Regions from separate parts of the Homo sapiens genome. Here region 1 is linked to region 2. A link is a loop called in an ENCODE intact Hi-C map of the cell type or tissue named here. Cell type or tissue: endothelial cell of umbilical vein. All regions are shown on one strand. Links, peaks and the distances in the headings refer to the core of each region. The heading gives the core; the rest is flanking DNA. Region 1 overlaps LOC124900637 (a long non-coding RNA gene). Region 2 has its middle 76 kb from the start of TARS1-DT.

What was found. A loop is a pair of places that touch in the nucleus more often than their neighbours do. Peaks named below come from ENCODE experiments on the same cell type or tissue, not always from the same donor. Only the 100,000 strongest peaks of a DNase experiment are listed, where the experiment ranks them.
Region 1: a loop joins it to region 2, with 4 times the contacts of the local background. A loop is called at or near these places in 1 of 110 quality-filtered maps.

What each region holds. Positions count from the first base shown.
Region 1 is chr5:33,268,612-33,284,574 of GRCh38, reverse strand. All of the region lies in intron 1 of LOC124900637 (a long non-coding RNA gene), which reads left to right. Among named protein-coding and RNA genes, the nearest start is that of LINC02160, 47 kb to the right of the region's middle. In endothelial cell of umbilical vein, for the core only: no CTCF peak of the experiment used is centred there; DNase peaks (open chromatin) are centred at 8,144 and 8,414; H3K27ac peaks cover 995 bases.
Region 2 is chr5:33,356,613-33,372,575 of GRCh38, reverse strand. No RefSeq gene overlaps it. Among named protein-coding and RNA genes, the nearest start is that of TARS1-DT, 76 kb to the left of the region's middle. RefSeq lists an enhancer at 9,160-9,823. In endothelial cell of umbilical vein, for the core only: no CTCF peak of the experiment used is centred there; DNase peaks (open chromatin) are centred at 8,005 and 9,515; H3K27ac peaks cover 2,694 bases.

The DNA.
Region 1 (15,963 bases), core at 6,021-11,020, 87 kb after region 2:
TTTATTACAAAAACCCAGTGAAGTAGCAAGGCAGATATTAATTTCTTTTCTTTTACAGATTGAAAGACAGATTTCAGAGCTCAACAGAGTTATCTGAGTTCACTCAGCTAGAAGTGGCTGAGCTGGGAGTAGAGACTCTGGAGAGTGTTCTGTTTCCTCTAAGTGCTCATGTCTCTTTGTGACACACTGTTAATGATGATGGTATTGCATACAAATTAAAAGAGGAAATAACTTCATGTAAGATTTGGTGAAATACTGTTAATTCTTTGATAATAAAGTGAAAACATGGATTAAGCATTTGAAACAGAACTCACATACAGTCTCTCAGATACCGATGAGGCCTCTGAGACTATGCTGGCATTTTAGATCAATAGTGGAAGCACAAATGGTTCCAATGGGTCTCAGCCTTCAAGCCTTATTGTCTTTTGCAAATTTGCTTATAAGCTGCTGAAAATGCCACAGAATTGCCCTAACATTAGAGAATATGATAGTATCAAAGAATTTTGCTTTTTTACTTCTAAGAGAATTTTGAAAAACTATTAACCTCCTTGCATATTGTTGACATTCAAAATTTTTGTTATAAGTAAAATGGTTGACCAGGAGCACTGGCACACACCTATAATCTCAGCACTTTGGGAAGCTGAGGTGGGCGGTTCACGAGGTCAAGAGATTGAGACCACCCTGGCCAACACGGTGAAACCCCCTCTCTACTAAAAATAAAAAAATTAGCTGGGAGTGGTGGTGCGCGCCTGTAGTCGCAGCTACTCAGGAGGCTGAGGCAGGAGAATCACTTGAACCCAGTATGCGGAGGTTGCAGTGAGTCGAGATGGCACCATTGCACTCCAGCCTGGCGACACAGCGAGACTGCATCCCAAAAAAAAAAAAAAAAAGAAGAAGTAAAATAGTTGCAAATGATGGAATTGTCACTGTATTATTATAAATATTGACATACTAAAACAAAACTACTGTATGACTTTTTAGAATATGTTCAGTGGCATATAAGTGCAATTATAATAAAAGGCAATCATATATTTAAAAATACTTGCATAAGCTCTTTTTAACAGTTGGAAATTTTATATCTCTCTTGGAACTATAATTTTCATTGCATTTTTCTTTCATAAATCATAATGTAAATAGTTTTATGCTTGCTTTACTTTATGGATCACTCATTACATACCTCTTAAGACATATGTCCATTCTTATAAAACTTAAAACAGTGAATTTTCTGTGACCATAAGGCTCTAAGTATTTAAAACATTCTCCTGAATTGCATTATCATTACAATATTATTACTACATGATTAGTACAAGATAAATATATATTTTTAAAATAATATATAATTGTTAACATAAAGTAAAATTTTCTTAGGCATACTTTATTACCATTATTAGATGGGTCAGGTGTTTTCCCAATCAATTCATGTGTCTATGTTTACTATTTATTGCTAGGATGAAATGGGATTTAGCATCAGTTTTATTTCTGTTAATTTTTAAATGCGTAGATGCTATAAATCTTATTCATACAAATAAGTAGATAAGAATGGAATGGAATAAGTTTGTTATAGCAGTGTTATTCCGTGTGATATTAGAGCAGTATTCACTTAGTTCTTTTTTTTTTTTGCAATAAATGCCAAAATTCATGTAAGTTAACTTTCATCAAGATTAATTTTAATGATTTATCAGCTGACAAGTTGATTTTGGCTCTCCTTCAATTTTGCTAAAAGCAAAGAATTTGAAACCATCATATTTTCCAAAGGTTTTGCTTCCCTGTCAGAATAATTCATTTTCTAAAAGCTGATACTGATATTTGAAAATGTTGCTTTGTTTGGTGCCCCAGAAGTTTTGACATTTGTGGGCCACAAACTAGGGTAAGATTCTGGATGGGTAAAAAGTTTGCCTATCTTTTGTGGGAGGGAGAAAGAGATTATAAACGAGCACCACAGGCATATCCTCAGGCAGATCAGCTTTAATAAAAAGAATGTATGGAAATTGAGTACCTGGAAATACAGTGATCTGCAAATACCATTTTGAATGCCACAAGGTTAATGGACTAGCTGTGAGAGTTGAATGAAACACCCTGATAAACTGGGTCGGGAAGAGAACGATCAGAAGCTGCCACCATTCACGTTTTATTATTTATTATTAATTGTCTCACTTTAGAGGAAAACTCCAAAGATGGTCAAATACAGTGACTTTTCATTGATTTCTCAGAAAACTGCTAAGTCGGCAGAATAAAGTAAGATATGTCACTAATTTTTATTATTTAGAGATGTTTTGCTTACTTTTTGAACATAGAAATTTAGTGTTTGCTGAAAGCAAACTGGTTCACATTTTTTTTGCAGGGATAAATAATAGGAAGGCTGGTTTTTGGCAAAATTATGAGATAGCAATGTTGATTTTTGGTGATTTCTCACACCTTCCTTCAGCATATACCTTTCTTTCATTTTTCAGATTCTTCAGTTCTTCAACTCTTGAGTTGCTACAATAATCCACCTACCCCCGAACCCCAACCTCCTTAACTTCACCTTGTCTCTGACATCTCAATTTTAAGGGGAATTCCTAAAGAATCCAAAACCTTCAAGATGCAAAAGAATGCAAGATACAAAGGAGTAGTGACAGGCAATGAGAAATGTTCTTTTGGAATAAAAAGTTACTTCCTGAAATATAGATAGGTAGCTAATGCTACTTATTTTTTCTTCCATGGTCAGGTCTGGGGCACTGGGAAGAATGAGTAAAGGGCAGCGTAGTTCCTGTGTGCTGGACCAGTGTTTATTATGTAGGCCAAGTAGTATTTTGTAAGCCAAATGACCTTCTTAGACTGAGTTCCAAGACTAGGCTATTTAGATCAGATCCACGTGATATAAATATTGCATATCATATGAAACTGAAGACAGTGACCAGATACTGACCTCCCAGGTTGTGGCGCCGAAAGATTAATGAATGGATGAAGTTTGGGTTTCTGACAGCATTTTGGCTTTTAGAAAAAGTTGTGAGCAATGGTAGTGACAAGCAAGTAAAGGACTGTTGTATCTAAGTCTAAATAAACAAAAAGATAGGAGCAGACTGAATATAAATAGATGAAGGTTTTTCTTCTTAGCGCCAAGATAAAGCACATAGCAAAGCAGAATCTTTATTTATGATGATTATAGAGTCGAGTTTGAGTTCATTGCTCTTGAGAAGAATAAGCAAATCTGTGTATTTTTAAACATCTTCCATGCTAAATTTTATTTTTAATGAAATCATGTGCATCAGTTTAAAGAGAAACAATATTCTTGAATCCATATAACTTCAATTATTGGCATGAAGAATGTGGTTTAACAAGACACTATCCTACAGTTTTCTTACGGAGTCAGTTTCTTCTTCAAAAAGCAAAACCATTCTTAACTCTATAAGAAAATGATAAGCTATTGTATTTCCCATTCCAAGGAAAGTTATTCCAGCACAGCAAGCTGCAGCCATCATGATAAATCTTAGAGCCAGTCACCAGAGTGTTTCTATATTGCTCATGAAGCCTTAGCATATTTTATATCCTACACAGTGTAGTGGAGAAAATTAAGCCTTGCAACAGCTAGGGACTTATGCCAGGGTAATTTCCTTAAATAAATTTATTTGTTTTATTTAATTTATTATAAAAGTCATTAATACATAGCTTATAGAATTTCTGCCATAAAAACGCCTGAGGAGATGCTCAGTCAATTTTTTTTTTTTAAATCTAGAGGTCTAGAGATCGGTCAAAGGTCACGTCATGAGTTGGTCCCAGAGCTGACTCCCAGTCCACTGCTCCTGCTACTTTTCCAGTCACCCTCCTGAGATGGCCCGCTTGTCTGTATGCACATACAGAAAGAAGTACTGGGAAAAGTAGGAAATAATACTTAAAGCCCTTCCATTTGTATTTCCAGAGCCTGTCAGAGAGAATTTGGCAACCCAAGTAAAGTCTTTAGAGACATCAGAGTATTTATTCTTCACTCCGGTGACCAAATTTAGACCTGTCTGAGATTTTTTTTTTTTTTAATTATACTTTAAGTTTTAGGTACATGTGCACAATGTGCAGGTTAGTTACATAAGTATACATGTGCCATGCTGGTGTGCTGCACCTATTAACTCGTCATTTAGCATTAGGTATATCTCCTAATGCTATCCCTCCCCCCTCCCCCCACCCCACAACAGTCCCCAGAGTGTGATGTTCCCCTTCCTGTGTCCTTGTGTTCTCATTGTTCAGTTCCCACCTATGAGTGAGAACATGCAGTGTTTGGTTTTTGTCCCTGCGATAGTTTACTGAGAATGATGATTTCCAATTTCATCCATGTCCCTACAAAGGACATGAACTCATCATTTTTTATGGCTGCATAGTATTCCATAGTGTATATGTGCCACATTTTCTTAATCCAGTCTATCATTGTTGGACATTTGGGTTGGTTCCAAGTCTTTGCTATTGTGAATAGTACCGCAGTAAACATATGTGTGCATGTGTCTTTATAGCAGCATGATTTATATTCCTTTGGGTATATACCCAGTAATGGGATGGCTGGGTCAAATGGTATTTCTAGTTCTAGATCCCTGAGGAATCGCCACACTGACTTCCACAATGGTTGAACTAGTTTACAGTCCCACCAACAGTGTAAAAGTGTTCCTGTTTCTCCACATCCTCTCCAGCACCTGTTGTTTCCTGACTTTTTAATGATCGCCATTCTAACTGGTGTGAGATGGTATCTCATTGTGGTTTTGATTTGCATTTCTCTGATGGCCAGTGATGATGAGCATTTTTTCACGTGTTTTTCGGCTGCATAAATGTCTTCTTTTGAGAAGTGTCTGTTCATGTCCTTCACCCACTTTTTGATGGGGTTGTTTGTTTTTTTCTTGTAAATTTGTTTGAGTTCATTGTAGATTCTGGATATTAGCCCTTTGTCAGATGAGTAGGTTGCAAAAATTTTCTCCCATTCTGTTAGGTTGCCTGTTCACTCTGATGGTAGTTTCTTTTGCTGTGCAGAAACTGTTTAGTTTAATTAGATCCCATTTGTCAATTTTGGCTTTTGTTGCCATTGCTTTTGGTGTTTTAGACATGAAGTCCTTGCCCATGCCTATGTCCTGAATGGTAATGCCTAGGTTTTCTTCTAGGGTTTTTATGGTTTTAGGTCTAACGTTTAAGTCTTTAATCCATCTTGAATTAATTTTTGTATAAGGTGTAAGGAAGGGATCCAGTTTCAGCTTTCTACGTTCAGCTAGCCAGTTTTCCCAGCACCATTTATTAAATAGGGAATCCTTTCCCCATTGCTTGTTTTTCTCAGGTTTGTCAAAGATCAGATAGTTGTAGATATGCGGCGTTACTTCTGAGGGCTCTGTTCTGTTCCATTGATCTATATCTCTGTTTTGGTACCAGTACCATGCTGTTTTGGTTACTGTAGGCTTGTAGTATAGTTTGAAGTCAGGTAGCATGATGCCTCCAGCTTTGTTCTTTTGGCTTAGGATTGACTTGGCGATGCGGGCTCTTATTTGGTTCCATATGAGCTTTAAAGTAGTTTTTTCCAATTCTGTGAAGAAAGTCATTGGTAGCTTGATGGGGATGGCATTGAATCTATAAATTACCTTGGGCAGTATGGCCATTTTCACAATATTGATTCTTCCTACCCATGAGCATGGAATGTTCTTCCATTTCTTTGTATCTTCTTTTATTTCATTGAACAGTGGTTTGTAGTTCTCCTTGAAGAGGTCCTTCACGTCCCTTGTAAGTTGGATTCCTAGGTATTTTATTCTCTTTGAAGCAATTGTGAATGGGAGTTCACTCATGATTTGGCTCTCTGTTTGTCTGTTATTGGTGTATAAGAATGCTTGTGATTTTTGTACATTGATTTTGTATCCTGAGACTTTGCTGAAGTTGCTTATCAGCTTAAGGAGATTTTGGGCTGAGACAATGGGGTTGTCTCTCAGACCACAGTGCAATCAAACTAGAACTCAGGATTAAGAAACTCACTCAAAACCACTCAACTACATGGAAACTGAACAACCTGCTCCTGAATGACTACTGGGTACATCACGAAATGAAGGCAGGAATAAAGATGTTCGTTGAAACCAACGAGAACAAAGACACAACATACCTGTCTGAGATTTAAGATGTTTGGTGAACTATACCATCAGTAATATTTCCTCTTAAATTTTAAGAGAGGTATGCCAAAGAAATGCTGGGATACGGCAGAGATTCACTAGGCAGGATCTGGGTATTAGGACACACAAAGCAATCTGGAGAGCTGAATATTTATGGTAAACGTTTGCAAGTTTGAAAATCTTGTATATACCAATAGGTGCTCTGATTGAAGTCAGGGGTGAGAGTTCTGGAGCTCTGTTTACTTGTCTTTCTCTTTCCTCTGAGCTGCTGCTTCTTCAAAGATCCCTGGGCTTGTACGAAAACACCTCTTGGAAACCACAGGGCTAGGAAATTGACTTGCAAAGGAATCGTTTATTTGAAATTACTGACATATCACTTTCTTTCTTTAGTTCAACAAGTATTTACATAATTAGAGTGGTCTTTTATGCAAATTTAGATGTGCTACTTTTCACTCTAAGATAATGTTAAGTCAGCTGATTCCTCAATAACAATTTATTTTTTCATACCAGTTATTGGAGGAATGTCTATGGCTATACCTACCACCCTGAATACGCTCGATGTTGTCTCATTTTGGAAGCTAAGCAGGGTCGGGCCTGGTTAGTACTTGGATGGGAGGTAGTTGACTATACATTATGAGGTGTCTTCATATAATTGACCCACTTGATCTTTGTAACAGTTCTTTAAGACAAGATATTTTAAATATTCATTTCTCAGGTGAAGCAACAGAGCCTCAGAAAAATTGAGTTGTCCCAAGGCTGCATAAGTAGTCACTGGGGAAACCAATATCTCAACCTAGGCTTCTGACCATAAGTTTGGGCATTTTAGACTGTTTTCTTTCTAACCTACGTGGGTTTGCCCATTGTCTTTGGTACAATTTGAGAAAATGCTAGTATAGCCTGTAGTCACAGAATTAATCAAATCCAGATTTGGTTTATAAAGTACAGAAAACCATGACCTCGGTTTCGCTTGCACTCACTAACTAAGCTAATTGGCTGAGGGGAATTAAAATCTCCATGGTAATTATCACTAAAGCTTAAGCATGCTTAATTATAAGCTGGAATCCTGGATTGTTTTCATTACTGTCTGCTTCAGGATTCACTGTTCTTATTAAAGCATAGTCATGTCTATGATCAGAGCTATCTCTAGATAGTAAAAGAATTTTCCCTAAACTTTCATCTCTATTTTTTGTGCTAGTGTCAGGGAAATGACTTAGGGAAGTGGGTGATGGGAAGAAGGAAGTCATCCTGCCAACAGATGCACAAAAGGACTTACACAAATATAATCAATCCACAGTTTTGCCATTTTATGCCAAAAGGGATAGAATTTCTCTCATTTCACCCTCAAGCTGCAATTTTCTGATATCATTTTAAAATCACTGCTCCTAATCCTCATTTCATCAAATTTTATCTCTTCATAATAACTGAGATGTGGAGACAGAAAAGTAAGCTCATACTGATTTTCTTCCCTAACCCTGTCCCTCTCAGGAAAGTTGCTGCTAATAGGCACCAGCACAAGCCTTTTATATGTTCTTATACAATGCACAGCTGTGCACTAAGCACACAGAGAGGCGCACAACACAAAACCAGTCACCTGATGAGCAAAGAAGAATCAAGGGCAGGGGAAAAGTTGCAGCGAGATTTTTGGCTCTTTCTTCTTAGGACACTGTTTTTGTCTGACTATAATGTAAGACTGGAGAATTGTTGGCTCTAGTTTACAAGTCTGGCCACACTTAGAGAATCCTTTCCATGTGGGGAATCATTTTGATCTGATAGGCAGCCACATACTTGTCTTATTTGTCTGGGAGTCCAGTCATGTCACCTCTTTAATTTCCACTCAGACTTTCCCACAATATGGTTAGGAGTTTGAAAATATTCGATATGGTCAGACCTCCAAGGTTTCTACCATATGAATGTTTAATTGGCTCTGAAATTCTCAGCCCTGGGAATCAGTTGCTATCAGCCAGAATCTCCTGAGGTCACTTCATACCATAGCAGACCACCTCTAATCTTCTGCACCCGATGGTATTTTGGCAGGATATTCAGACTTCCTTTCGTGTCTTAGTTCTTCTTGAAGTTTGATGCCAATTAGATGCCCTCACTGTGACAGTTTCCTCATGGTCACATCTCCAGGTGTTGGGAACAAGTATGTCTGGTGCTATATTTGAGTATGACCCAAACACATATTTTCTTTCTTCCCAGGCAAGCCTGGAAGCATTTTAACCATCTTTTCTGCACATATTTTTGAGGAGATCCTGACGAGAGAGTACAAGTTGTGGTTTTCATGTTGAATTTATTGCCTTTCTCATTAAACAGTAGTAAGAAATGGAGTCTCACAGTTTTCATCTGTCCAGAGTTTCTGGTGCAGCTTTTGATGTTTTCTGGTTTACAGCCTGCTATGGATTTCCTGTATTCAGCAGACATTTGACCCTTTTTCCCGCCACCCTCCTATTTTTTAAACACAGGAAAGTTAAATTCCTGGGATGGCAGAATACAGTAGCTGATACAAAACTATGGTATTTTAATCCTATCACACAGTTAATTGTTAAGTCCTTGGTTGTAGGACACACACTGTAAATGTTAAAAGTCCTCAGAATTGGGGAATACCACTGTCATTCATTCAGCATATATTTTTTTAAGCCTCCCTTTGGAGGGACAATGCTGGACTAGGCAACAAACTAGATTCTGTTAATTTATTTCAAATATTTTATCTTGAGAAAACGAAAAATGTTTCAAAGAAAATAAGAAGGCACTTGAATTTATTTTTAGCTCTTGGTGTTTTCAAAAAATGACCACACTAATTGATGTATGTCCTGAGTAAATCTATTTGTGGGATCTCACTATGGCCCCAGTTACTAGACAGAAATAGCAAATTAATATCATCATATCTTCTCAAGTCTTTATCTGAGAGGCATGGTTTGTTTTTGTAAATGGAAAAAGCGATATTAATTAACATGATGTATCTCCACAGGAATGATGTATGATGTGGAATCCCACCCTTGCATCTTTAACGCTTTGCCTGGTTCTCTATCTCCTACCTCTTAGAATATGACACACAAGGATGGTTTTTTTAAAACAATATGTAGGATATAATTAGGAAACTACTGAGTCTTCATGGTAATGTCAGTGTTTGGTGGCTGAGATAATAAAAAAGCAAGATAATTTAAAACCATTTATTAATTTTTGCAACCAATCATATGTGTACAGTCACATACCACATAATGATGTTTCTGTCAGTGGTGAACCACATATACTATGGTGGTTCCATAAAATTATAATGGATCTGAAAAATTTCTGTCACCCAATGATGTAGCTGTTGCCATGTCATAGTGCAGCACATTACTTCTGTGTTTGTAGTGATGCTGATATAAACAAATCTGTACAGCCAGGTATATCAAAGTCCAGCACATACAGTTATGTACGGTACATAATTCTTGATAATGACAATAAATGACTATGTTACTGGTTGATTTATTATACTATGCTTTTAATCATTATTTTAGAGTATACTTCTTCTACTTATAAAAAGAAGTTATCTGTAAAACAGCTTCAGGCAGGTCCTTCAGGAGTGCTCCAGAAGAAGGCATTGTTACCATAGGAGATAACAGCTCCATGTATGTTATTCCCCCTGAAGACCTTCCAGTGGGACAAAATGTGGAGGCAGAAGACACTGATATCATAGGCCTAGGCCAGTGTGTTTGTGTCTTAGTTTAAATGAAGTTTAAAACATTAAAAACAATTATTTTAAAAATAGAAAAAAGCTTATAGAATAATAATATGAAGAAAAAATACTTTGTGTAGCTCTGCAATTGTGTTTTTGTTTTAAGCTGTTATTACAAAAGAATCGAAAAGTTAAAAAAATCAAAAAGTTTATAAAGTAAAAAAGTTTCAGTAAGCTGAGGTTAATTTATTATTGAATAAAGCATTTTTAAAATAACATTTAATGTAGGAAAAGTGTACAGTGTTTATAAAGTCTACCGTAGTGTACAATAATGTGCTAGGCCTTCCCATTCACTCACCACTTACTTATTCACTGACCCACCCAGACCAGCTTCCAGTCCTGCAAGCTCCATTCATGGTAAGTGCCCTATACAGGTGTACCATTTTTTATCTTTTAAAAGATAGTTTCACTGTGTTTTTTCTATATTTAGGTATGTTTTGATACACAAATACTTACCATAATGTTATAGTTGCCCACAATATTCAGTACAGTAACATGCTGTGTAGGTTTATAGCCTAGGAGCAATAGTTCACACCTTATAGCCTAGGTGTGTAGCAGGCTGTACCATCCAGGTTTGTGAAGTCACTCTATGATGTTTGTACAGTGATGAAATTGCCTAATGAAGCATTTCTCAGAACATTTCCCTGTCATTAAGCAATGCACAACTGTATTTATAAAATCAGGTATATCTTCACTAATTGGCTTTATTTAGGTTAAAGTTAAAATGTTTTCCCAAAATCACACTAACACTTGGAGGTTATCTTACACAAGTATCAGAGATTACAAATGTATTTTGAATGTCTATAGTAGATATTACATTCTGTATTTTTTCATATTTGATGATTTACATTATTATTTTCATTTCTGCTACCATGAAAACAAGAATGAGTTTAGCACACTGTTCATAAGGTGTCAAAGGTGTACTGGCTAGGTTGGAGTCACCTCTCCAGATCTGTCTCTTTTTATTCATACCTGCTTCACCCCGCTTTGGCCCCTAGAAACTTGATAGGTATAGACTAGTCAGACTCTGGTGCCTCTAGCTTCTGGATGCTTTTGGTCAGTGGGAGCCTTGCTCATATTTCTGGGCATTTTTCCTGAGTTTACTTTCAGTGGCTGTCTCTCTTTCAAAGGTGACCATCTGACATGACGAGTTTCCTCTTGGGTTACGGTCACCTCACTCCCCTTCCACTGTGCTTAGGAGTATTAACAGATCCTTGGGCGTTGTGAGCCTTCAAGTGACCTACTTACTGCCTCTCCCCTCACATCCTTCCACACATTGTATACATCTTGTTATAAATAAAGCATCCTCAAACTCTTCTGCCTTCAGTGTGCCATCTGTTTCCTATAGGGACGCTGACTTTTTTTTTTTAAAAAAAGAAAATATACAGAGCTCAGGGTGCAGGGTAGCTGTGAATTACTTTCATTTGTAAACAGTGAGGGAAGAATAGAAGAATAGAAAAAGAAGAATAGAAAATTGTAGCTCACCTTCAGATTTGTTAGAAAAGAACTTAAAGCTCCTAGGATAAGCACATTTACTATTTTTTCTGTCCCAAACAGATATAATTTTTATGTGTGTATATATATATATGTATATACACACATTATATATAAATATATATAATATATAATATAAATATAATATATATATTATATTTATGTTATATATATAATATATTTATATATTATATAACATAAATATAATATATATAATATATTATGTTATATTATATATATATATACACCTTGTGTTTGCTCAGTTTTGTACATAGCTCAAAATTTCACTGAATATACTAGTGCACGAATATGGGTGAACAATAGCGGTTTAGATCTGCCCCATGGGTAAGATGCAATTCTTTTTTTTTTTGACGGAGTTTTGCTCTTGTTGCCCAAGCTGGAATGCAATGGCGTGATCTTGGCTCACTGCAACCTCCGCCTCTGGAGTTCACGCGATTCTCCTGCCTCAGCTTCCCTAGTAGCTGGGATTACAGGCACCTGCCACCATGGCCTGCTAATTTTTTGTATTTTTAGTAGAGACGGGGTTTCACCATATTGGCCAGGCTGGTCTCGAACTCCTGACCTCAGGTGATCCACCCTCTTCGGCCTCTCAAAGTGCTGGGATTACAGGCAATATGCAATTTTTTTATTCCTGAGATTCTATATGTTTCTTCTGACTGACCCTGAGATGATTATTTATTATCCATAGTGATTGTGCTGATGGAATTTCTGAGGATGACTAATAATTCTGTCAGAGCTCACTCCAGTTAGAGTCTTTTCTTTGGCAAGCGTCTTTTCTTTGGCAAGTGACTAAAAGTATTGTTATGTCTGTTATTCATTGTGGTACTGCTTCCTCTATTCAGAGGCTACGTGGACTATAGCATTCTAAATGTATAAACTCTAAACCTTAGTGTTCTAGGTGGGCATTTGCAATGATGAATGGCAAAAGACTTTTCTACTCACTCAGTACTTTCATATATAGGATACAGGCCAGGATAGGTGAAATGGTAACTCTGCTTTTTTAGCATTTGTTTTGAAATAATTTTAGATTCACTAAAAGTTACAAAAATAGTAGAGTATTCTTGTGCACCATTTACCAACTTCCCCCAATGATAGCATCTTTGCATAACCAGAATTTTATATTTTATTAAGAAATTTTTTATAGAATAGATTTATTGATTTATTTCTGTCCTCTGTGTTTTAGTTTGTTCATGAGCTAATATCAAAGAAGCTCCATCTTTCTATTTTTATTTTGGGAAACAAATTTAGGATGCTTTTGTTCCCTCTTAAGAGGGAACAAATAGTATAATAAACAAATTCTTTTTGCTAGAAAGTATTAGCTTGTGGGTAGTGAAAGGCTGCTTTTATTGTAGAATTTTTAGCAATGACAGCAAAATATTGACTTTTTTTATTCCATAACAGAACAATTGGTTGTGATTTGTTACATACCAGAAATGCTTTCCCTAGCAGTGCCAAAGTATATTTGGGGAAGGATGTGGAGTTTATAGGCAGCCTTTGTTTAAAAAAAGAGAGAGAGATGGAAAGAACTACTTTTTCCAATTTTTTATTTATTATAGCTAGCACATTTTTCTGTTTATAAATTTATTTCCAATGTCTGTCTACCAAAAAGTAAAATCTGATAGAGTACGTTTGGATATTTTATTTTCATTTTCAGACGTATGGTCTGGAAAGACCTCTTTAACATTAAAAGATCCTTTAAAATAAGGCTTCAAATTGCCAAGAGCTGAAAATATAGAGTAATAATTTTTATGCTAAACTTGACTTTTGAGTACTCTGTAATGATTAATGTCTCTTCTGATGTCCAATTCCATATGAAATATTATATTTTTATAAGATAGTTTGTACTTCTTATAACTATAGAATGATCATATTCTCATTCAGATAGCCCTGCCCTCAAAATGTGGCCCTGGTCAACCAAACCCTGTGTATTCAAACACCTATTTCAGATTCTGCATTCACTAAGGAGATGAAAGCAAGTGGAAATAACCTGCTCTCTGTAGCATTCATTCAGCTATAAAGAGGTAGGCCATTGGTCTTTTAACAGATTATTGTGTATTAGCTGCTTTTCACTGAAGTCAAGTCTACTGATCAAGAAGCAGACACATCAGCTAAAAACTAGTAACTTTATAAATGACCCATTTGCCAGTTTCCAAGCATTATTTGAAATATTTGCATTTAAAATTGGAGAGACAAATGTAATTTTAACTTTCCATAAAAATTGGTTATTAATTGCAATGAATTTTCAAGGTTCTAGTTCTATAATATAAAGCAAATTTATACTATATTAAATTGTACATTTATTGTGCTACTTTCAAGCATTTAGTTTTAATAGCCCTGGGGGAGACTGCAGCTTGTTTTACTGTGCTCAGCAACAAGTCAAGGCTTGCGTTGTATGTCTATTTACCTCCTATTTGAAATTCTTTCTACAAGTATCTTTCTGCTGAAGAGGAGAATTTAAAGATGAAACTGAAGTACAAGGAAAATCTTCAATTTTGGTCAATACTTGGTTCACTTAATGTGAACCCTAATCCTAGGATCTAGAAGGGGACTTACCACTCAATGGTGTGTTCTTAGGAAGCTGTGTATGTCATTAGGAACATGATTGAACTTCTTTTTCATCAGCTTTCTCTTCATGAATCCTCTTATGGTTTTTGCTTGCTGAGATTAATACTACTTATGTTGTAAATAAAGAAGTATTTTTAATAAGTAAGGCAAACCTCTTAGGTACCTTCCTGTGGTCAATTTATTAGATGAATTCATAATGACCCTCATACTTGTGTATTATCTGGGTTGTACTGAAATTAGCACATACCATTAATGACCTGAGGAGAGCTGTGCGAGGGTAGTTGTTCATCCTCTTTTATGGTCACAAACTTTATTCCTAACCTGGCTATGTACTACTGGTTATAAAGAAGACTGGGTAAAGAATAAATCCATCACCACTACAAGGAAAATCCTTGGGATTTAAAGATTTAAATTGGGATTTAAAGAGGCATGAGACATGGTTTCTGCCATCTCGGAGCTCATAATCCAATGAGTTGGAAGTAAGCACAGAATTACAATGTAGTTTGTTAATGATATGATTAGGGTGTGTACTATATCTTTTTCTAAGGGTGAGGTTTGGGTCAGGGAGAGCTACCAGGTGGAGCTAACCTAAGATGTGAGTTCTGGAAAGACAAGTAAGAGGGCTACATAGGCAAAGGAAAGGGTGGGCAGACTGGGAGGTGTTTGGGGATGTGAGGTGCAGCACAGTAGAGTTAGAATAGATGGTAGTTAGGTGAGATACCATTATGAGCAACCATGTGTCTGAGCTTTGCAGTTCTCACACACCTTCATTTCAACCCATTCTATAGGCAAGCAAAATATCATTCCTATTTAACAAGTGAGAAAAGTAAGGCCAGAAATGTTGAGTGAATTACCCAAAATCTTATAACTGCTACAGTCGGGGTTTGAATCCAGGTCTGGTGACTCTAAATTCTGCCCTTTTAGTATGCCATTTTGTTCAAGTCCCTCTAAAGTGAATAGTGAGTTGGACTATCTCTTCACTCATAAAAACGTACCAGTTTTCTTTCTGAGACTATACATTTTTTAGATATATCACGTGTTATTTCACTTTGTACCCTCAACTGTGCTTAGCATGTGCTTGACTTGTAGTAGATGGCCAATCATTGTTTTGAACTGAATTGAATTGATGTATGGGTATTGTAAAACTTCTTGAATGAATGAAAGTCTTGGCCAGGACTTTTCACTTTTTGCTCTCCTTACTTAGTTCTCTTCCAGTCTGTTCTTACCTTCACAGGTGTCAACTCGCACTAGCACTTCATTCCCAGATCCAAAACTCAGAACTGCAGCTTCTCACCCTCTAACCAGACTCTCCTTTGCATGTGGTAGAAGGTTCCTTTTCAGATACATTTGTGTAGAACCTATGCCACATGTTTAGGTTTTTTTCCCTTCATATTCTTCACTCCAGACAAAATCTTGACAAAGAAAATTATGCCTTTGTCTTGGCAAATGGTGTTTGTTATCAGTTTTCTTTTCTTAAAACACTAGCAGAAGGCACAGGCACTCGGCTTCCTGTGAAGACCTTGAAGTGATTGTGTACTATTTTTCACACTTGCTCTTGGCTAGGGTGATGATGACATTTTTGTTTTTAGTGGGGTTTTTTGTTTTGTTTTGTTTTTGAGACGGAGTCTAGCTCCATCACCAGGCTGGAGTGCAGTGGCACGATCTTGGCTCACTGCAACCCCTGACCCCCTGGTTCAAGCGATTATCCTGCCTCAGCCTCCCGAGTTTTGGTGGTCTTTTTTACCTCTACTTGAAATTGATGAAAAAGGAAACTATACAGTTTGTCTGGAAAGGAAATCAGAGATCATTTGATGCTGACCTGATGTTAAATGAGGACAGGGCTGAATTTAAGCAACAGAACTTATTTGTACTGACTGCTCTCCACTTTCCAGCATTTGAATTGTGTTGACATTCACAGGAGCTGTGTGAGGCCAATTTTGTGTCAGAAAACCTGAATTTCCAAAAAAGTCTATGGAAGTAATTATATGACTCTAATGGTTCATCTTCCCCACTGTAACGTGAGAGACAGGTCCTAAAGGACAACCTGCATCAGTCATCACTGGAAAA
Region 2 (15,963 bases), core at 6,567-11,566:
GTATTACCTGAGGTCAAGAGTTCTAGACCAACCTGGCCAACACGGCAAAACCCCGTTTCTACTAAAAATACAAAATTAGTCAGGCATGGTGGCGGGTGCCTGTAATCTCAGCTACTTGGGAGGCTGAGGCAGGAGAATTGCTTGAACCTGGGAGGCAGAGGTTGCAGTGAGCCAAGATTGTGCCTCTTCACTCCAGCCTGGGCAAAAGAGCGGAAGTCCATCTAAAAAAAAAAAGACAGATTTTTAATATGGTCTACAAAGCCTCTTCAGCTTCATTTTTCCTCAAGTGCCCTCCTGCTTTCTCTGTTCCTGTGTACTGGCTTTTATCAACCATTCGTTTCTGCCTGGAATGATCTTTCTTTCCTTCTATGCCCAATAAACAACTGTTTGTCCTTTTGATATCTGTTCAAGTTTTTCTTTTTCATACCAGCCTTTTCTGATCTCCCTGACTAGATTGACTCCCATCATAAGCTCTCAATGGGCCATGTGCATTTCCTTCAAAGCGCATGGCACAATTGTAGTTTTTCATTAGTGTGTATGATTACCCATTTATATCTATCTACCCTACTATATTATGTGCTCTAGGAGAGCAGTGGCCACATCTGCTCCCCAGTATGTGGCACACAATAGTTGCTCAATACATATTTGTGGAATTAATGTGTAAATGTATACAGAAAAGACATTTTACATTTCATCAGTGATTTAAAACAGATTTCAGAGCTCAGGTTGTAGCAATCTGAGTCCCTGCGGGAAATAAGTGAGATCATCAAATGGAACAATTTCCACTTTGAACAAGGAAAGTTCAACCTAGGGACTATTTACATAGTTGTAACTTGGTTATAAGGGAAAGTAACAAGGAATGGTGAAGCACCCTGGGGTTTGCAACAGTGAGTTAGAAGTTGGTACCCCTAAAACTGAATGGGCAACTGAAGGGAGAAGTTTGGCCTTAAAGAGAATAGCCATGGTTCTAGAAGACAACCACAGGATAGGTGCTGTGGCCATTGTAGAGGATCCCAGCCAAGCCAATGAAGCTCTGCAGTGTCTAGTCATGTCAGAATTATAAAATCAAGAAAAAACATTGTCATCATCATCACTCTCTTCCCTTCCTTGACCTCCATCCAGTGCCTCCCATTGGCTAAACCCAAGTGAAATCCAGAGGGAAGAGAACTGAATGATGTTCATAAAGGCCTGGACTTTCAGGGGACAGAGCTGGGTGAAAAATGGAGAAAATGGATCCAGCAGGACAAGTAAAAAATCCCAACCATTGGTCATTGGGACAATTCCCTTTTTTTTTTTTTTTTTGAAATGGAGTCTAGCTCTGTCACCCAGGCTGGAGTGCAGTGGCGCCATCTCGGCTCACTGCAACCTCCACCTCCTGGGTTCAAATAATTCTCCTTCCTCAGCCTCCTAAGTAGCTGGGATTATAGGTGCCTGCCACCACGCCCAGCTAATTTTTGTATTTTTAGTAGAGACGGGATTTCACTGTGTTGGCCAGGCTGGTCTCAAACTCCTGACTTGGTGATCCACCAGCCTCGGCCTCCCAAAGTGCTGGGATTACAAGCATGAACCACCACACTCGGCCGACAATTCCTAATTTTTAAAGAATGGCTAAGATAAATAATGCAAAAAGGTAGCTTGGAAAGTTTTAATTTAATGTAATAGGAAGCAGTTACTAAAGTTTGAGAGTTACATAGGTAATGGTAGCTACAAAAAGTTTTCTTATAATGGAAATGTCATGATTAATGAAATGGATTAATGAAAAGTCCATGGGATTTTAAGTTAGACGTGAGATAGAATCTTAGCTCTGCCATGTCCTAGTTTGTTAGCCTTGGCTTTCTTATTTGTAAGGTGAGGATTATAGTGCCTCTCTCATAGGGTAATTGTAAGAATCCATTGTCTGGCACATAGTAGGTGCCAGACATGAGAATTGTGAGAAAGGCATGTAGTTACTGTCTGCTGTGGCCTAGCACTATAATAAGATCTCCTCCTGGGAGCTTTTGATGTAGTTAGGCAAGCAAAGCCACCACGGATGGAGCAATTAGAGACTAACAGAACAGGAAATAATCAAAGACTCAATGGTATATTAAGATCCACAGGAAAGATGCAGGTCACAAGCTCTGACAGATCTGTAGTGAAACTGGACCACTCCTCACCTTTGACCCTTCCCCACTCCATCTGCCACTCCCCACACCCTGGATCTTTAAGGAACCTTCCAGTCCTAAAAGCTAGTGCATTGTAGATAATGAGGGTAGTGTACGTCAATGAACTCTACTGAGTCACTCAGCTACGTGCAGTTAAACCACAGGCTATCCAAGCCAATAAAAACAGGAGCAGTTTAGAACTCCTTAGTGGGTAGTTCTACCTTAAGACTATAGTGACATTACACAGCCCAGCTCTGATGCATTGTGTGAAAGTGACAGGATCCCCCCCGCACCCCCCACCCCCTTGCCCACTTAATAAAACTGCTCTTTGCTTACTTGGTGCCGAATGGCTCATGTGTTTACATGAAGGACAGATTAAAGACCACATTGTACTTTTCCTTGCCATTGTGTAAAGGGCATTATTTTCCATGTTGATAAGATCTGGAGGGAAGAATAAAGCACAATGGACTTTTATTTTAATCACTAAACACTCACCCTATCCCACAGAAAGCCCAAAGTTTTTTATGCTTCTCCTGGTTTCAAGGCATCTGCCATTAGGAAAAGTAGAGTCAAGTGGCTCAGATTTTATCCAAGGGAGACTTAACAGTGTCCCTTCCTCATTGGGAAGGGGTTGAGAGAAGTGATAAAGAAGCAGAATTTGATGACCCAGAGGAAAAGCTGAAGTGACAGTATTTATGCCTGGAGTTTACTGCATGCCGTTGCTATGGGACCTGATTAAAGAGTCAGAACAATATGGTTCTTGCTCTCAATAGCTTGAGACATTTTGGCAGAGAGGAGCAGATGCCACCTGCATTAAGTAAGTCAGAGCATATTAGCAATGGACTTGGATAACTCCCACTTCACCCACATAGCCTTCTGTCCTGTGATGCTCTCTATCTCCTCCATATTTTCTTCAAACAAGGCTAGCAATTCTTCTGTTGCCTCCTCTCTTTTTTCAGTAATATTTGTGCTTTATGTTGTCTCAGTTTACTCTTGTATTTGAAGTCATGTTGGACGAGAAATCAAGAGACCTACTTCTAGCATTAGCTTTGCCATGTATCAGTGAACATGCCCTCTTAGAACTTTCAATTTTCTCAACTCTTAAGAAATATCTATGTGCTGTAGTTAACAGTGTTGAGAAACCAGAGAAATATATGTATGTAGAAGTAGCTTTTTTTAAATTTGAGGTAATATTTACAAACGATTGAATGCATAGATCTTAAGTGTACAATTTGATGAATTTTAGAGAATGTACATAGGAATACCTCATTTTATTGTGCATTGAAGATACTGTGTTTTTTACAAATTGAGGGTTTGTGACAACCCTGCATCAAGGAAGTCTGTGGTGCCACTTTTCCAATAGCATGTGCTCACTTCATGTCTCTGTATCACATTTTGGTAATTCTTGCAATATTTTAAACTTTTTAATGATTATTATGTCTGTCATGGCGATCCATAATCAGTGATCATTGATATTATTATTGTAATTGTTTTGGGGTGCCACAAACCATGCCCCTATAAAATAGCAAACTTAATAAATGTGTGGGTTCTGACTGCCCCACTGACTGACTGTTTCCTTTCTCTCTCCCTCTCCTCAGGCCTCCCTATTCCTTGAGAGACAGCAATGTTGAAATTAGGCCAATTAATAACCCTACAATGGCCTCTAAGTGTTCACATGAAAGGAAGAATTGCATGTCTCTAACTTTAAATAAAAAACTAGAAATTACTAAGCTTTGTGAGGAAGGCATATTGAAAGCTGAAACAGGTTAAAAGCCAGGCTTCTTGCACCAAACAGTTAGCCAAGTTGTGAATGCAAAGGAAAAGTTCTTGAAGGAAATTTAAAGTGCTACTCCGGTGAACGCATGAATGATAAGAAAGCAAAATAACCTTCTTGCTGATATGGAGAAAGGTTGAGTGGTCTGGATAGAAGATGAAACCAGCCACACATTTCCTTAAGCCAAAGCCTAATCCAGAGCAAATCCCTAACTCTCTTCAAGTCTATGAAATTTGAGAGAAGTAAAGAAGCTTCAGAAGGAAAGTTGGAAGGTAGCAGAGGTTGATTCAGAGGTTTAAGAAGCCATTTTTTATAAAATAGAAATGCAAGTTGAAGCAGCAAGTGCTAATGTACGTGCTTCAGCAAGTTATCCAGAAGATCTAGCTAAGATCATTGTTGAGGGTGGCTAAACTACATTTTCAATGTAGGTGAAACAGCCTCATATTGGAAGAAGGTGCCATCTAGGACTTTCATAGCTAGAGAGAAGTCACCGCCTGGCTGCAAAGTTTCAAAGGACAGGCTAACTCTCTTGTTAGGGGCTAATACAGCTGGTGACTTGAAGTTGAAGCCAATGCTCATTTACCATTCTGAAAATCCTAAGGCTAAATCTATTTTGCCTGTGCTCTATGAATAGAACAACAAAGCCTAGATGACAGCACATCTGTTTACAGCATGGTTACTGAATATTTTAAGCCCACTGCTGAAAGTTACTGCTCAGAAGAAAACATTTCTTTCAAAATATTACTTCTCATTGACAATGCACCTGGTCACCCAAGAGCTCTGATGAAGATACACAAGGAGATTAATGTTGTCTTCATACTTGGTAACTCAACATTCATTCTGCAACCATGGATCAAGGAGTAGTTTTGATTCTCAAGACTCATTATTTAAGAAACACATTTCATAAGGCTATAGCTGTCATAGATAGTGATTTATCTGATGGATCTAGACAAGGTAAATTGAAAACCTTCTGGAAGGGAGTCACCGTTCTAGCTGCCATCAAGAACATTAGTGACTCATGGGAGAAGGCCTAAATAACAACGTTAATAGGCATTTGGAAGAAGTTGGTTCCAACCCTTGTAGATGACTTGAGGGATTTACAACTTCAGGGGAGGAAGTTGCTTGTTATGGATGAGCAAAGGAAGTGGTTTCTGAGATGGAAACTACTCCTGGTGAAGACGCTATGAACATTGTTGAAATGACAACATAGGATTTAGGGTGTTACATAAACTTAGTGAAAGAGTGGCAGGGTTTGAGAGGACCGTCTCCAATTTTGAAAGAAATTCTACTGTGAGTAAAATGCTATCAAACAGCATCACATGCTCCAGAGATTCTCTCAAGAGTCAACTCATATGGCACACTTCATTGTCATCCTATTTTAAAAAATTGCCAAAGCCACCCAGCTGATCAGCAACCTGATCAGTTAGCAGTCACCAACATCAAGGCAAGACCTTCTAACAGCCAAAAGAGTACAACTCAGATGATCATTAGCATTTTTTAAGCAATACAGCATTTTTTTTTTTTTTTGAGATGGAGTCTGCTCTTGTCGCCCAGGCTGGAGTGCAATGGCACAATCTCGGCTCAGTGCAACCTCTGCCTCCCGTGTTCAAGCGAGTCTCCTGCCACAGCCTCCCAAATAGCTGGGACTACAGGTATGCACCACCAAGCCTGGCTAATTTTTATATTTTTAGTAGAGATGGAGTTTCACCATGTTGACCAGGCTGTTCTTAAACTCCTGACCTCAGATGATCTGCCCGCCTTGGCCTCCCAAAGTGCTGGGATTACAGGCGTGAGCCACCGTGCCTGACCAATTCAGCATTTTAAGATTAAGGCATGCAGATTGTTTTTTAGACATAATGCCATTGCACACTTAATGGACTACAGTGTAGTGTAAACATAACTTTTTTTTTTTTTTTTTGAGATGGAATTTCACTCTTGTTGCCCAGGCTGGAGTGCAGTGGCACGATCTTGGCTCACCACAACCTCCGCCTTCTGGGTTCAAGCGATTCTCCTGCCTCAGCCTCCTGAGTAGCTGGGATTACAGGTATATGCCACCACGCCCAGCTAATTTTTGTATTTTTAGTTGAGATGGGGTTTCTCCATGTTGGTCAGGCTGGTCTCGAGCTCCCGACCTCAGGTGGTCTGCTCACCTTGGCCTCCCCAAGTGCTGGGATTACAGATGTGAGCCACTGCACCCGACAGATAACTTTTATATATACTAGGAAACAAAAAAATTTATGTGACTCACTTTACTACAACATTCATTTTATTCCACTGATCTGGAACTGAACTTGCAGTATCTCCAAGGTATGCCTGTACATCTATGTAACCAACACTCCAATTAAGATATCATCCCAGAAACTTCCCACATGTCCATTTCATATCCCCTTTCAATCAATCCTTCCCACCCTGAGGCAACAACTATTCCATCACCACAGATGTTTTTCCTGTCCTTGAACTTGTTAGAAGCACTTTGAAAAGTGAAAGCCACTATACAAAATCCAGTATTATTACTATATCTCAACTAGATGTTACATTATTTAAAAGACCTAGTATTTTACTTAGTACTGAGCAGAAAGCATGGTAGACACTGACTCAATTCAATATTGAATATATCTTAAAGTGAGTAAAGTGTAGGGAAAGGGCCTTTGGCCTGGGTTCTGGGAAAGCTGAATTCGAACCTGCTCTGACTTACCTAACATTGTGACATTTAAAACAAAACAAAACATTTTTTACCTTAAGTGTTTCTTCTACTAAATAAAGGAGTTGGACTAGATGATGTTGTAGAGTACCTTCATGCTTTCAGAAATTATTTAACGATGATAATGGCTAACATTTATTGAATGATTACTATATGTCAGGCACTACTCTAAATACATTTATGAACTCATTAATCTTAATAACGGTCCAACAAGGTAAATCTTACTACAGTTGACCGCTGAACAACACAGGGGTTGGGGCCGCTGACCTGTGTGGTTGAAATCCATATATAAATTTTGACACCTCAAAAACTTAACTACTAATAGCCTACTATTGACTGGAAGCCTTACCGATTTAACATAAACAGTTGATTAACACATATTTTGTATATTATATGTATTATATACTGTAATATTACAATATAGTAAGCCAGAGAAAAGAAAATGTTATTAAGAAAATCACAAGGAAGAGGAAATATATCTACTATTTATTAAGTGGAAGTGGATCATCATACAGGTCTTCACCCTTGTTGTCTTCATGTTGAGTAGGCTGAGGAGGAAGAAGAGTAGGGGTTGGTCTTGCCATATCGGGAATGGCAGAGGCAGAAGAAACTCCGTGTGTAAGTGGACCTGTGCAGTTCAAACCCACGTTGTTCAAGAGTGAACTGTATTTCCATTTTAGAGATGAGCTTCAGTGACTTTCAACATTTTGCCATACTCATTTTCTACCTCTCTTCTTTTTTATAAAATAAAAACTACAAAAAATTTCTAACATACTCTTTGAAGTAGACGAATGGCGTTTCTCACCCTTAAATACTCTAGCATGCATCTAAAAAAAGGACAATTTTATAACAGTCACACCTAACAAAACTAATAATAATTCTTGAATATTACTTATTTAATACCAAGTTCATATTTCTCTGACTGTCTTAACGTTTCTTTTTTGGTGTTATGCTAAATTAGAGCCAAAAATGGTCTACTCGTTTTATTTGGTTGTTGTGACCCTTAAGCCTCTTTTAATTTAAAATCCCCTCTGCCTGAAGAGGGAGGATTTAGATTGTTGTGAAGGCAGAAGGAGACCATGGGGTGCCTTTCTACTTCGCTTCTCATACACAAAAATGTGGTGATGAGGTTACAGGAGAATAAAGCAAAATCACCCCAGCTTCTTCCTATTTCTTGGACTCTTGACCCACCTTCTTACCTTATGGGTGGCCATCCCTATTTCTGTAGGTCACTTTCTTATGTGAGTAGTAAGGGGTTGCTAGGAAGAGGCTGGTGGATTTCCTTGCACTTACCAGAAACAGAGGGTATATCACTACCAACGGAAATTACTATGAATAGCTCTCAGCAAAACACTTCCGTTGTAATAGGGGCATGATCTCAGTGAGGAAATTGGTGCTTGAAGATTTGTCTGTGTATACTTTTTTTTTATGCAAGAAGAGAAAACATGGGGTTATTTACATTGTAGGGAGGAACTCTTCAAGGTCAGAAGGGGCTCTAGTGAACTCAGCCTGGTTGAGGCTTACTGGCCTGTGCTTTCTGAGATTGAGTAGGCATCCAGAGAACCATGTCCTTTCTCTCCATAGCCTGGGTTAAATATGGAGACATTCTACTAAAGAGTAACTAGAATCGCAGAAATGCACTGCTAGCAAAGGCCTAAAGAATAGCCAGCAAGTGTTTTCAAATGCTGTTCCCACAAGGCTCCATCCATGGAGGCACTTTAAGTATTCTGCAAATATTTTCTTTGAACTTCCTTAAAAAATGTGGTCAATTCTTTATTTTAGTACTAGTCCTTATTTTGGTTTTCTTTTCCAATCTTTCTCTTAGAATTCAGTTTTCACTAAACTTTACCAACACTAATAATAAATTAGCCTCATCTCTTTGTCATGAAATCTCTAAAGTAATGATTCCCAAACCACCATGGAAAAAGCATACATTCTTGATGCCAAAATGAATTTTTGAAAAGGTGCTTTCTTCTTATGTACCTTAGTAAAATAATTTTTTGGAAGTCCATTCTCTTTGGTGGATCTTGAAGCCTGGGAAGACCCATTCTGGAGTGAGACAATGTCTTCACAGAATAGGAGTTGTGCAAGTTAGGGTTTTGGTTTTTGTTTTTGGAGTGTGTGCGTGTGTGTGTGTGTGCAGTAAGTCATTAAATCAAGGCTGAAGCTTTAACTCCATAGAGGCTAGTGGAAGGAATGTTCCTCATCTTGTAAAAACCATTTCCAAGGAACAGTTTAAAAGAAATAATTTGGGCCAGGAACTGTGGCTTACGCCTCTAATCCCAGCAATCTGGGAGGTTTGAGGCCAGGAGTTTGAGGTTCAGTGAGCTATGATTTCACCACTGCGCTCCAGCCTGGGTGACAGGGTGAGACCCTGTCTCTTAAAAAAAAATGAGGATAAAGTTGCCAAGTTTAGTAAATTAAAATATGGGATGCTCAATTAAATTTGAATTTCAGACAAATAAATGATTTTTTAAAAGTACATCATATTTGGGACATATGCTAAAAACATTTGTCGTTTATCTGAAATTCAAATATAGCTGAAACTTGTTGTTTTTCTGAAATTCAAAAATAAGTTGTTTTGTTTTTCATCTGGTGACCCTCTTGAGTTAGCTGCTTTTGTCTGGTATATTCAGAATTCCAGATTTATTCATTTATAGTCATTCCTCCTGTAACTGTCTTTCCAGTGTGCTGAGGTCCTGCAAGACTCAGAGCCAGGAGAAATTCCTATGTACTCTGCCACTGACACTTCCTGCACTTAGTGACCTCAAAGAGGTTGACCCCAGGGCAATGAGAAACAAAAGAGGAAAATCAAGTCATGGGTCCCTGTGAAATCTTTTCTTTCAGGGCTGACCTTGATGTTTTGCAGCCTCCCGGTGGCCTGGCTCAAGTGGTTTAGTGTTGAAATTCTTTTAAGTGATTGTGTTAGTTTCCTTTTCGTAAACCTTATCTCTTCCTTGGAGTGTGTTTTAGTTTGCCTGGATGGAGTTGAGTATTCCATCGACTCCCTGAGTCCTCACGTCAGACTTGGTTTCTGTGGGATTTCTCTTTGCTTATTTGCTTTAGGAAGAGGCTCATTGATAAAAGAAGGCAGCCATCTGGGGGCCAGGGAGTCCTCTGGTGCAGTGGCCCACTTGGGACCCTGCCTCCTTCTCAGACTGCAGGGAGTTAACTAATAATCATGGGATGTTTAAGCTGTGAAGCACCTTAACGTGATAAAGGAGCATGGGAAGGGGTCCCCTCACCCCTCCTCCCTTAGTAGTTTCACTTTTTGTCTGTTATACACTGTAGGTTCTCCTGAAAGATGATCATTTGATGAAAGGATTCTGCAGCTAGAAATAAGCTATAAAACCAATTCTTAATTATGGCCCTGGCCCATTACAAATAAGGAATCTGAAGCCCAGAGAGGCTAAGCGACTTGCCAAAGATAGTACAGCAGATTAGCAGCAAAAAGTGGGAAAATAAAAGCCCAGTTCCTCCAACTTCCACATGGTAATTTTTATTCAAGACTATGAGAGATAATGTCCCAAGTCCTTAACACCATTACATGAGGAATTTACTAGTCGGATTATGCACGTTTCAAGGCTCAGGCAAGAACTCCTTGGCTCTCCAGTTCACACGCCCTTTATTCGTGATCAAGGAGGGTTGGGGATTGTTTTGATTGCTACTGGGAGAGAAGTGCGGAGTAGGAATGTGTTAAGGCATAAAATGTAAATACCTGGGAGAAGCTAGACAACCATTCTATTCCACACTCATAGAATAAGTAAATAGATATGAATTTGTTGCCTGAGAAAAATGTTTCATGGAGGAGAGCGTAGAACAATCTTGGACTCTACAGTTGGAACACTTAGGTGGATTGTCTTTAGGGTAGAAATGGATTCCAAGAGCAGGGGAATGTGACCATGGCATACATACTTCTCAGTTTTTCTTAAGCTAGTCCTTTTTATGGTATTTCATCACCTCTGGGTGTGAGACAAATGTGGAATTCTCTTTTCTCTTTCCTGCTTCTTTGCTGAAATGTGAGACTAGGTACTTCACTTTCTCTCTTGTGTCATGTACTTGTATTATTTGTAAACCTTTCCCTGAGGGATTCTCCATAGTTCTTTATTATATTGTTCCTCAAACACTTCAGGCAACAATAGGGAATCACAAATGCTAGGAACTATAGCCCCAAATGTCCCTTATGCTTTCCTTGTATGTAGAAAAATGTGCCATGTCACAAGGAACAGAATAATGAGATGTTTAAGGACTCGGGGTTTGGATTCAAACAGACCTGGATTTAAGTCTAGCTTTGACTTTTCTTAACATGTGACTTTCAGTAAGTTATTTTTATCTCTCTGAGCTCAGTTTCTTCAAATATGAAAGAGGTGGATTGGGAGCTAGTAATAGCCCATTCTTCATAGGATTGTTGTGAGGCTTAAATGAGAAATGTGTATGAAGTGTGATATGGCTTGGCTGTGTCCTGACCCAAATCTCATCTTGAATTCCCACATCTTGTGGGAGGGACCCGGTGGGAGGTAATCGTGGAGGCAAGTCTTTTCCATGCTGTTCTTATGATAGCAAATAAGTCTCACCAGACCTGACAGTATTATAAAGGGAGTTTCCTCACCCAATCTCTCTCTTTGCCTGCCATCATCCACATAAGATGTGAGTTGCTTCTCTTTGCCTTCTGCCATGATTGTGAGGCCTTCCCAGCCATGTGGAACTGTAAGTCATTAAACTTCTTTCTTTTGTAAATTGCCCAGTCCTGGGTATGTCTTTATCAACAGTGTGAAAATGGACTAATACAGTAAATTGGTACCAGTAGAGTGTAGAGTAGGGCGCTGCTGGAAAGATACCTGAAAATGTGGAAGTGACTTTGGAACTGGGTAACAGGCAGACGTTGGAACAGTTTGGAGGGCTCAGAAGAAGACAGGAAAATGTGGGAAAGTTTGGAACCTCCTAGAGACTTGTTGGATGGCTTTGACCAAAAGCCTGATAGCAATATCAGCAATAAGGTCCAGGCTGAGGTGGTCCCAGGTGGAGATGACGAACTTATTGGGAACTGGAGCAAAGGTGACTCTTGTTATGTTTTAGCAAAGAGACTGGTGGCATTTTTGCTCTTGCCTTGTGGAACTTTGAACTTGAGAGAGATGATTTAGGATATCTGGCAGAAGAAATTTCTAAGCAGCAAAGCATTCAAGAGGTGACTTGGCTGCTGTTAAAGTCATTCAGTTTTATAAAGGAAGCAGAGCATAAAAATTTGGAAAGTTTGCAGCCTGACAATGTGATAGAAAAGAAAAACCCATTTTCTGAGGAGAAATTCAAGCAGCTACAGAAATTTGCATAAGTAACGAGGAACTGAACGTTAATCGCCAAGACAATGGAGAAAATGTCTCCAGGACATGTCAGAATTCTCAATTCTAGGAGAAAATGGTTTAGTGGGCCAGGCCCAGGGTTCCTGTGCTGTGTGTGGCAGAGACTTGGTGTCCTGTGTCCCAGCTGCTCCAGCCATGGCTGAAAGAGGCCAACATAGAGCTTGAGCTGTGGCTTCAGAGTGTGCAAGCCCCAAGCCGTGGCAACTTCCACGTGGTGTCGAGCCTACAGGTGCACAGAAGTCAAGAATTGAGGTTTGGGAACTTCTGCCTAGATTTCAGAAGATATATGGAAACTCCTGGATGTCCAGGCAGAAGTTTGCTGCAGGGGTGGGGCTCTCATGGAGAATCTCTACTAGGGCAGTGCAGAAGGGAAATGTGGGGTCGGAGAGCCCCCACACAGAGTCCCTACTGAGGCACTGCCTAGTGGAGCTGTGAGAAAAGGGCCATCATCCTCCAGACCCCAGAATGGTAGATCCACTGACAGCTTGCACCATGAACCTGGAAAAGCTGCAGACACTCAACACCAGCCTGTGAAAACAGCTGGGAGGGAGGCTGTACCCTGCAAAGCCACAGGGGTGGAGCTGCCCAAGAACATGGGAACCCACCCTTTGCTTCAGTGTAACCTTGATGTGAGACATGGAATCAAAGGAGATTATTTTGGAGCATTAAGGTTTGACTGCCCTGCTGGATTTTGGACTTGCATGGGGCCTGTATCCCCTTTGTTTTGGCCAATTTCTTTCATTTGGAATGACTGTATTTACCCAATGCCTGTAGCTCATTGTATCTAGGAAGTAACTAACTTGCTTTTGATTTTACAGGCTTATAGGTGGAAGGGACTTACCTTGTCTCAGATGAGATGTTGGATTGACTGTGGACTTTTGAGTTAATGCTGAAATGCGTTAAGATTTTTTTTTTTTTTTTTTTTGAGACAGAGTCTCACTCTGTCACCTGGGCTGGAGTGCAGTGGCACAATCTCAGCTCACTGCATCCTCTGCCTCCTGGGTCCAAGCAATTCTCCTGCCTCAGCCTCCTGAGTAGCTGGGATTATAGGCATGTGCCACCATGCGTGGCTAATTTTTGTATTTTTAATAGAGACAGGGTTTCACCATGTTGGTCAGGCTGGTCTTGAACTCCTGACTTCAGGTGATCTGCCTGCCTTGGCCTCCCAAAGTGTTGGGATTACAGGCCTGAATCCCATTTCACCTGGCCTGCTGAAATGAGTTAAGACTTTGGAGGATTGTTGGGAAGGCATGATTGGCTTTGAAATGTAAGGATATGAGCTTTGGGAGGGGCCAGGGGTGGAATGATACTGTTTGGCTGTGTCCCCAACCAGATCTCATCTTAAATTCCCGCATGTTGTGGGAGGGACCCAGTGGGAGGTAATTGAATCATAGGGGCAAGTATTTACTGTGTTGTTCTCATGATAGTGAATACGTCTCATGAGATCTGATGGCATTACAAGGGGGCGTTTCCCTGCCCAATCTCTCTCTTTGCCTGCCGTCATCCACGTAAGATGTGACTTGCTCCTCCTTGCCTCCTGCCATGATTGTGAGGCCTCCCCAGCCATGTGGAACTGTAGATGATTAAACCTCTTTCTTTTGTAAATTGCCCAGTCTTGGTTATGTCTTTATCAGCAACATGAAAATGAACTAATGTAAAGTGTTTTGCATAGTGCCTGGCACGTGATAAGCACTCAGTTGCTGCCAGTTGTGTTATTATTATTGACTTCTTTATTATTATTTTTCCCATAAACTTAATTTAGATCTCTTATACCATGATCTGGGGTTTGGGTCATTATTCCTGTCTTTCATTAAAGAAAATCTCTCTCCTAATCAAAATCTATTTATCTGATTTTAAATTGTTTCCCATTATGATTCCTTAAGTTCTAATTCCATTTGCTCCTCCTTGTTGAAATCTTCTTTCACCATTCTATGTCATTGATCTCTTTCTCCTTTAATCTCTCGATTTACACATTCCCTGTGCCAAATGATGAAGAGCAGTTTCTAACATTTTTCCTTGTATTATTTTCCCTGTGAATGCCGTTGTTGCAAACATATTTTGAAAGCTAATTTTTTTATTATGGAAATCTTATACATAAAAATCATTAAAAAAGTGTAATTGTCTCCATGTATCTATTGCCCAACTTCAACAGTTATCAACTTTTTGTCAATCTTGTTTCTTTTAAATTCTCTGCTCTCCTTTTATTTTGCCCAGAGTATTTTAAAAGCAAATCCCCAGACATCCCGCAATTTTATATGTTAATAGTTCAGTATGTATGTCCAATTGATAAGGATTTTTTTTCTTATAACTGCAAGGCCATCATCATTTTTAACAAAATTAGTGATAATTCCTTTTTATCATTTAACACGCAATTAATATTGAAATTTCTCTTATTGCCTCAAAAATATGTATATATATTTTTAGAGATGGGGCCTCACTCTGTTGCCCAGGCTGGAATATGGTGGCATGATCACAGCTCACTGTAACCTCAAACTGCTAGGCTCAAGCAATCCTCTTGTCTTGGCCTCCCAAGCAGCTGAGACTGCAGGCATGAGCCACTGGTCCTGGCCCCTCAAAAATATTTTTTAACAGTTTGTTTGAATCTGGATTCAAACAAAGCCTACACATTTTATTTGGTTGCTATATCTCATAAATCTCTTTTAATTAATTACAGTTTCTCTTTCCTAACTTTTTAAAAGAGTTTTCTAAAAACTCAAAATTTAGACAGAAAAACAATTCAGACTGCATTTATCATAAAGAAGTCACTTTCTTATGTATTAAATGAGATGTCTATAACTCTTAATCATGAGATAACTAAAATTAACATGCTGATTTCTCATCAGTTCAGCATAAAGCAAAGAAATTTGACATTTTAGTTAACTTATGCATCTTTATTTCAAGGCTTATTTCCATTTGTCTTTTTAAAATAAAAATAGTTTGGGAAGTTTACTCCTAAAATGTAAAGTTGGGGCCAACTGACGTTTATTATAGCAAGACAGTTCTTACATTTAAATACCTAATATTAAGTATTTTTCTCAGCAGGAAGAGTCCTTTTATGTCTGCACTCCCTCTCTCCAACCCCACCAGTTATCACTGATGCTGTCTGGTGAGGCTTTCCTGTTCTCCAGGTCTCAGTCTTTGCCTTTGACCTATTCATTGGCTATTCTCAACCCCAATGACTTTGTCTTCCCCATGAGACTGGACAACAGAGGGGATGAGGAAAGCATTTTACCTCTCTTGCGGTTGGAAGGAGGGGAGAACATGAGATCAGTGGAGAGGGAATCATTGAAACAGTCAGAGACCAAAACCCTGAGAGAGACAGGATCCTATAGATCTAAGTTAAGAAGAAGGCTGATTTAGAGAGATATTTAGCTTTGGTGGCTGTGAAGATTATGTTTTATCCAGACTCAAAGTAGAAAGGGTGTTCAATCCTAGGTCTGAGATTTGTTATATTATTATTAAAAAAAATCTTTAATTTTGTAGATAGAGCCATCACCAGAGATTAAAAGGGCAGTTTTGGCTGGGCATGATGGCGCATTCCTGTAATCCTAGCACTATGGGAAGCTGAGGCAAGAGGATTGCCTGAGCTCAGGAGTTTGAGATCACCCTGGGCAACATAAGGAAACCCTGTCCCTACAAAAGTGTTTTCAAAAAATTAGGCCGGTGTGGTGGTGCACGCATGTGGTCCCAGTTACTCAGGAGGCTGAGGTGGGAGGATCACTTGAACCTGGGATGTCAAGGTTGTAGTGAGTCATGATTGTGCCACTGCACTCTGGCCTGGGGGTCAGGGTGAGATCCTTTCTTTTATTTTCATTTTTTAACTTTTTTGAGATGGAGTTTTGCTCTTGTTGCCCAGGCTGGAGTGCAATGGCGTGATCCCAGCTCACTGCAACCTCCACCTCCTGGGTTCAAGCAATTTTACTGCCTCAGCCTCCCAAGTAGCTGGAATTACAGGTGCCCGCCACCACACCCAGTTAATTTTTGTTATTT